Regions from separate parts of the Homo sapiens genome. Here region 2 is linked to region 1. A link is an interaction called in ENCODE POLR2A ChIA-PET data of the cell type or tissue named here. Cell type or tissue: B cell. All regions are shown on one strand. Region 1 overlaps MPZL3 (myelin protein zero like 3). Region 2 has its middle 22 kb from the start of IL10RA.

Region 1 (4,000 bases):
TTTCCCCAAAGCATTTTGGACTCAGGGGACCCCTACCAATTCTAACCAAGATTTTGTTTCCTGTCTCGTGGTCGTAGAGCAGTGGTCTTAGGTTAGGGAAGGGGGCCACGTAGAGTAGTTTCTGCTGACTGACAGAAAATCCCAAAACAGGAGTGTCCTATGCCACTGAATTCATACTAGGAGACTTCGACTGGCTGGACTCGACCCTGAATTTAACTTTTCTACTGAGCTGTAGTATTTTTCAGGGAGTTAGGTTGATATAACCTTTTAGGTAACTTGATGTCTTTTATCAATAAGAAATACCACCCTGGAAGGCCCAAGTTTTGATTTAAATGTCAAAAGGCTGTCATCCCTCCTGCTTTGAGTACTCACTGTGACTAATGACAGAATCAGAGAGTCCAATTAGGAGGCTGGGGTGGGTGTCCTAGGATCCCAGCAGGAGGGAAGACTCTCTGATGTGGTGCAGTTGGAAACAGGTCACAAAGAACTTCTGATCTCATATGATACATACCTGTCATTGCCTCCTGTTTACTTATTGCCAAGCTCACACTTGGCTCGATGACTAATTGCAGTGTTTTTTGTTTTTCTTTGTCTCATGCACTTGAGTATCATAGGGAAGATGAGAGAAAGGTTGGTAATGCCAGTGCAGAGGACCTAATACCAACCTTTGGAGGCTCGGATATTTTTAAGAACGCAAAATAAGTTAATGTTCATACGGTTATTATCCACATTTCAGATATTAATCCATTCAACAGTGATTTGTTGAGCATCTGTCACGTGCCATATGTACTGTTCTAGGTGCTTAGGAACCAGCAGTGAACAAAACTGAGAAAAATTCCTGCCCTCCGAGAACTGAATGTTCTTTGCCTGGAAAACTTTCTCATCCTCTAAGACTCTGTTGAATTGGGGTACAAATACTCACAAAGTTTTTAAAAATAAGTAAAATATATAGTATATGAGATGGTACTTAATGATATGGAGAAAAAAGCAGAAAAGGGGGATGGGATGGCTGGATGGGGGTGTGACATTTAATAGGTTAGGGACAACCTCAGTGAGAAGATACTCAAGCAAACACCTAAGAGAAGCAAGCCATATGGCTATTGTGGAGGAGCGTTTCAGGCAGAAGAAGTGACTGGTGCAAAGGCTCTGAGGAGGGGCCATGATTGGCATATTCTTGGAGTAGCAAGGGGGCAGTATGGCAGAAATGAAGACAGCAAGGCAAAGAATACTATTTGTTGACATCAGAGAAGTAACGCAGCAGCTAGATCTTACAGAACCTTATAGATGATTTTAATGACCTGGACTTCTACTCAATGAAATGGAATCCATTGGAGGGTTTGGGAAGAGAAGCAGTATCAACTTATGTCTGTTTAAAAAGTATTACTCTGGCTTTTGTGTTGAGAATGGGTGGTAACGAGCAATGACAGAATCAGAGAGTCCAAGTAGGAGGCATTTGCATTAATCCAGGTAGCTGAAGATGCTGGTAGTTTGGACCAGGGTGGTGGTGGTGGAGGTGGTGAGGAGTGGTTGTATTCTGATTATAGTTTGAAGGTAAAGCCAGAAGGATTTACTGCTTCTGCATTTATATATGAAAAAATGAGAGGACTCAAGGGTAGTTCCAAGATTCTTGACTTGGGCAACTGGTAGAATAGAGTTACCATTTGCTAATATGTGGAAGTCTGTGGGTGAATCAAACTTTAGGAGGAAGAACAGAAGTTGGGTTTGGACATATTAAGTTTGAAATACTTATTAAACTTCCAAGTGGAGATGTGGAGTAGGCAGTTGTGGGTGTGGAGTTGAGAAGAGAGGTCTAGACTGGAGATAGAGATTTAGGAGCCATTAGCAGATAGAGACTGATAACAGACATTTCCTCCAGGGAAATGAATGTAGATAGGGAAGGGGTCAGAGGACAGAACCTGGGCCCTCCAAGATTTCTAGGATGGGGAGATGAAGAGGAATTATTAGTAAAGAGGCTAAGAAAGAGCGGCTAGTGAGATAGGAAGAAAACCAGGAGATTTTGGTATCCTGGGAGTCAAGTGGAGAATTATTTCTAGGAAAAGAGAGTGATCAACTGTGTCATTTGCTGTGGAGTCAGGTGAAGTAAAATGAGAGCTGATAATTGATTATTGGATGATTTGGGAATATGGAGGTCATTGGTGACCTTGGCAAAAGGATCTTCAGTGGAATAGTGGGAATGAAAACTTGTCTGGGGTGGGGTCAAGAAAGATTGCAGAAAGATGCATTGGAGGCAGTGGGCATAAACAACTCTTTCAAGGACTTGTGCTGTGAAGGGATGCAGAGAGACAGGCAATACGTGGAGGGCAATGTCACTGGTGGCTTTTCTTTTTAAGATGGGAGAAAATGAACACATTTGTATGCAGATGGGAATTATGTAGTAGAGAAGGAAAAAATTGATGCTGCAAGACAGAGAGGAGAGGATTGCTGGTGTAATGCCAGGATCTAGTGCATAAGTGGAGTGGAGATGTTGACCTTAGATAAAGTAAGACAGGGAGAGTGTATAAGAACAATAGGGAAGGCCAAATAGATGGATCCAGATGTAGATGAGTGGCCACATGTGATGGAGCTTGTGGAAATTCCCTACTAATTGCTTCTCTAGTCCCAATCATGGGAGAAAGCAAGGCCGTCAGCTGAGAATGATGGGAAGAGGAGGTGTTGGAAGTTTGGGGAAAGAGGGAAGGGTATGAAATAGTCATCAAGGAGAATAAATAGACTAGAGAAGTGTGGTATGCCAGTTAGTGCTAATGGCCCACTTGAAGTTAGAAGTAATGAATATGAGTATGAATAATAATAATGGTAACAGGAGCTAATCTTGAATGAGTGCTTATGAAGTGCCAGGCAGTGCTAAGTAATTTACATATATTGCCTCATTCAATTCTCATAACAGTTCTATGAGGTGTATTTTTATTATCCCCATTTTACAGATGAGGAAACTGAGGCTTAGAGAAGTTAATAACTTTATCCAAGGTCACACAGCCACAAGAGGTGGAACTCAGTGGTAGACTGACACTTAGTCTAAATTCCTAACCACAATTTTGCACATTTCTGCAAGAGAGTGAGGAGAGGATCGCTGGGGTGATTCCACTGACACTTGTTTTGCTAAGAAAGGGTGCGGTAGGCGGGCATCTTTTCTTGTGTGTTGAGGTTCTAAAAAATATTCACCAAGGGAAAGGAAACCACTAGGGCTTCAAAGCAGAAATTAGCCCAATAGACACCAATTATATTGAGGTCCTGTGAAGCTCCGTGGGAATTTAGGTGTATTGAGTCAGTGGCATTTCACTGTGGCTGTCTCCCCAAGCCAGGTTCCATTTGGAGGATCCTAACATGTGGTCTTTGCCTAAATTCCAACTCTGGAATTGTGTTTCACACCTGCTGTTTTGCTCCCTCCAGGATTCAGACTATGAAGAGACATATTGATGAAAGTCTGTATGACACAAGAAGAGTCACCTAAAGACAGGAAACATCCCATTCCACTGGCAGCTAAAGCCTGTCAGAGAAAGTGGAGCTGGCCTGGACCATAGCGATGGACAATCCTGGAGATCATCAGTAAAGACTTTAGGAACCACTTATTTATTGAATAAATGTTCTTGTTGTATTTATAAACTGTTCAGGAACTCTCATAAGAGACTCATGACTTCCCCTTTCAATGAATTATGCTGTAATTGAATGAAGAAATTCTTTTCCTGAGCAAAAAGATACTTTTTGATTCATCTTTGCTCTGGAATGTATTACATGTTTTCTTCCAACTGTTTGAAGGAGAATTTTGAATGTTTGCCACACCGCTGATACCCAAATAATTTTTTAAATGAAGTGGAGCTTGTGGCTTCCTGATGTGTCACCAGACAAAATATTCGCTTGGGATATGTATTCTTTGTTTTTTGCTCCATGTACACTTTCAGCTGTGAGTTAGTATAGGGCGTATACTTACCGGTTTAATGACCTCAACCTCAGTTGTGTTTGGATAACTTAGGGTGTATACCCT
Region 2 (4,000 bases), 270 kb after region 1:
TGGCCAGGCTGGTCTTGAACTCCTGACCTCAGGTGATCCGCCTGCCTCGGCCTCCCAAAGTGCTGGGATTATAGGTGTGAGCCACCATGCCTGGCCTCTTTCTTTTTCAAAATCAGTCTTGCTAATTTTTTTTTCAAATGTATTAATCTTTTTTAAAAAAACAAATTTTGGCTTTTTAAATTTTTAAATTCTGTTTTCTATTCTTAAACTTCTGCTCTTATCTTTGTCATATCCTTCTACTTTTTTTAGGTTTCAGGTGCTTTTTTTTAATCATCTTGAGATGGCAACTGAGATCACTGATTTTCAGCTTTTGTTCATCTCTAATTTATTATTTAAAGTTATAACTTTCCCTTTGGGCACTGTTTTAGTCACATCTCAGCAATTTTGTTAATGCTATATTTAAAATTGTGCCAGGCGAGGTGGCTCAGGCCTGTAATCCTGGCACTTTGGGAGCCTGAGGCAGGAAGATCACTTGAGCCAAGGAGTTTGAGACCAGCCTGGGAGAGATCCTGTCCCTACCAAAAAATTAAAAGTTAGCTGGGCATTGTGGCTTGGGCCTGTAGTCCCACCTACTCGGGGAGCTAAGGTGAGAGGATTGCTTGAGTCTAGAAGTTCGAGGTTACAGTGAGCTGTGATTGTGCCATTGTACTCCAGCCTTGGTGACAGAGGGAGACCTTGTCTCAAAAATAAATAAATAAAATATTTTAAAATTTCATTATGATTACTTGTGGCCTTTGGATTATTTAGAAGTACATTATTTGCTTCCCAGTCAGTTGAGGATTTTCCAATTATCTCTTTTTTATTAATTCATAGAATATGCTCTAAATGATCTAACTTTTGAAAGCCATTGAGGCTCAATTTATGTCCCGACATATGGTTCATTTTCGTCTTCGATATTTTTTGATGCTATTATAAATGGCATTGTTTTATACATTTCAATTTCCAATTATTTGTTGTTAGTATATAAAAATACAATTGTTTTTAAATATGGATCCTGCAACCTGTTACCTTGTCTGTTATCAGTTACAAGTTCCAGTAGCTTTTTTGGTAGATTCCATCAGGTTTCCTACCTAGATAATCATGTTACCTGAAAATAAAGTCAGTTTTACTTCTTCCTACCCAGCCTAGATGTTTTCTATTTCTTCTTCTGGCCTGATTGTTCTGGCTAGCACCTCTGGTAAAATGTTGAATAGAATTGGTGGGAGAGGACAACCTGTCCTGCTCCTGATCTTAGGGGGAAACATTCAGTCTTTTGCCATTAAGAATGATCATAGCTGGCCGGGCGCAGTGGCTCACGCCTGTAATCCCAGCACTTTGGGAGGCCGAGGCGGGTGGATCACGAGGTCAGGAGTTCAAGACCAGCCTGGCCAAGATGGTGAAACCCCATCTCTACTAAAAATACAAAAAGTAGCCAGGCATCGTGGCAGGCACCTGTAATCCCAGCTACTCAGGAGGCCGAGGCAGAGAATTGCTTGAACCTGGGAGGCATAGGCAGAGAATTGCTTGAACCCGGGAAGCAGAGGTTGCAGTGAGCCGAGATCGCACCACTGCACTCCAGCCTGGGCAACAAAGCGAGACTCTGTCCAAAAAAAAAAAAAAAAGAAGATTGATCATAGCTATAGGCTTTTTGTGGATTTTTAAAAATCAGATTGAAGTTGTTCCCTTCTATTTCTAGTTTGCCGAGAGATTTTAAAATCAGGAATGGGCCGGGCACGGTAGCTCACGCCTGTAATCCCAGCACTTTGGGAGGCTGAGGCGGGTGAATCACAATGTCAGGAGATCGAGACCATCCTGGCTAACACAGTGAAACCCTGTCTCTACTAAAAATACAAAAAATTAGCTGGGCATGGTGGTGGGCACCTGTAATTCCAGCTACTTGGGAGGCTGGGGCAGGAGAATCTCTTGAACCCGGGAGGCGGAGGTTGCAGTGAGCCCAGATCGTGCCATTGCACTCCAACCTGAGTGACAGAGCGAGACTCTGTCTCAAAAAAAAAAAAAAAAAAAAAAATCAGGAATGGATAAAATATATGTTAAATTTTGTCAAGTGCTTTTTCTGCATCCATTGAAATGATTACATGGTTTTCCTTTTTTAGTTAATTTTTTTTATTGTCTTGAGATGGCAACTGAGATCATTGATTTTCAGCTTGAATTTCAGGTGAATTATGCTGAGGGATTTTCCAATGTTCATTCAACCCTGAAGTCATGAGATAAACTTCGTTAGGTCATGATGTATTATCCTTTTAATATATTGCTAGATTCAATGCCCCAAAGTACTGTTTAAAATTTTTGCTCGTGATCATAAGCGATTTTGGCCTTTAGTTTAGTTTTGTTTTTTTTCTGTAAATGTCTTTGTCTGGTTTTAGCATCAGGGTAATGCTGGCCTCATAAAATGAGTTGAGATGTATTCCCTTTGCTTCAATTTTTTGAAAACGTTTGTGTAGACTTAGTATTATTTCTTTCTTAAATGTTTGGTGAAATTCACCAGTGAAGCCACTGGGGCCTGAAGTTTTCTTTGTGGGAAGGTTTTTAACTACAATAGGGCTGTTTAGGTTATCTTTCTTTTTGAACCAGCCATGGTAATTTGTGTTTTTCAGGAGAATTAATCTATTTCATGCAAGTTTTCAATTTTTTTTGACATAAAGTTGCTCATAATATTGCTTTATTATCCTTTCAATATCTGTAAAATCTGTTGAACGAGGTCACCTCACTCATTTCCAATACTGGAAATTTGTGGTATCTCTCTTTTTACCCTAATCCTTATAGCTACAGGTTTATCCATTTTATTAATCACACAGAACCAGCTCTTGATTGGCTTTCTGTATTTGTTTTATTTTGTTTTCTGTTTTATTAATATTAATTTCCCCATTGATCTTTGTTATTTTCTTTTTCTGCTTCTTTGGGGTTTAATTTTCTCTTAATTTTCTTAGTTTCTTTAGATGCAATATGAGCATATTTACTTAATACTTCTTTTTTTTTTTTTTTTGAGATGGAGTTTTGCTCTTGTTGCCCAGGCTGGAGTGCAGTGGTGCAATCTCAGCTCACCGCAATCTCCACCTCCCAGGTTCAAGTGATTTCTGCTGCCTCAGCCTCCCGAGTAGCTGGGATTACAGGCATGCGCCACCACGCCTGGCTAATTTTTGTATTTTTAGTAGAGATGGGATTTCTCCTTGTTGGTCAGGCTGGTCTCAAACTCCTGACCTCAGGTGATCTGCCTGTCTTGGCCTCCCAAAGTGCTGGAATTACAGGTGTGAGCCACCACGCCCAGTTGATACTTCTTTACTAGTATGGGCATTTAGCACTATGAATTTCCTCATAAATACTGCTTAACAGCATCCCACAAATTCTATGTTGTGTTTTCGTTTTAATTTATTTCAAAATACTTTGTAATTTCCCTTTCAATTTCTTATTGGGTCATGATCATGGGTCATTTAGAAGTATGGGACTCAGTTACCAGAACTTTGGGGATTTTCCAGGTACCTTTCTGGTATTAATTTCTAATTTAATTCCACTGTGGTCAGAGAACATATTTTGTATGACTTAAATCCTTCGGAACTTATTTAGATTTATTTTATGACCCAGAATATGGTCAGTCTTGGTAAATGCTTTGTGTATACTTGAAAAGATGGTGTATTCTGCCGTTGTTAGATGGAATGTTCTATAAATGTCAATCCAGTCAAATTGATTGATAGTACTATTCAAATGTACTATGTTCTCATTTATTTTCTACTTATTCTACCACTTATTGAGAGAAGTATATTGAAATCTCTGACAGTAATTGTCAATTTGTCTGTTTGTCCTTGCAACTCTAGCAACTTTTACTGTCTATATTTTAAAGGTGCATAAACACTTTAGAATTGTGTCCTCTTGATTAATTGATCCCTTTATAACTATAAAATGACCTTCTCTAGCTCTGATAATATCCTTTGCTCTAAAACCTACCTTGTCTGATAGTAACACAGTAACTCCAGTTTTCTCTTGACTAGTGTTAGTGTGGTTTACA

What was found. ChIA-PET counts read pairs that join two places held together with the same protein. Peaks named below come from ENCODE experiments on the same cell type or tissue, not always from the same donor. Only the 100,000 strongest peaks of a DNase experiment are listed, where the experiment ranks them.
Region 2: POLR2A ChIA-PET joins it to region 1 with 6 read pairs; 2 of 35 experiments call an interaction of 5 or more read pairs at or near these places.

What each region holds. Positions count from the first base shown.
Region 1 is chr11:118,229,329-118,233,328 of GRCh38, reverse strand. MPZL3 (myelin protein zero like 3) reads left to right here. Exons shown (of 6, transcript NM_198275.3): 6 at 3,409-4,000. The coding sequence ends at 3,435. Among named protein-coding and RNA genes, the nearest start is that of JAML, 6.3 kb to the right of the region's middle. In B cell, no CTCF peak of the experiment used is centred here; no DNase peak of the experiment used is centred here.
Region 2 is chr11:117,962,420-117,966,419 of GRCh38, reverse strand. No RefSeq gene overlaps it. Among named protein-coding and RNA genes, the nearest start is that of IL10RA, 22 kb to the left of the region's middle. In B cell, no CTCF peak of the experiment used is centred here; a DNase peak (open chromatin) is centred at 2,203.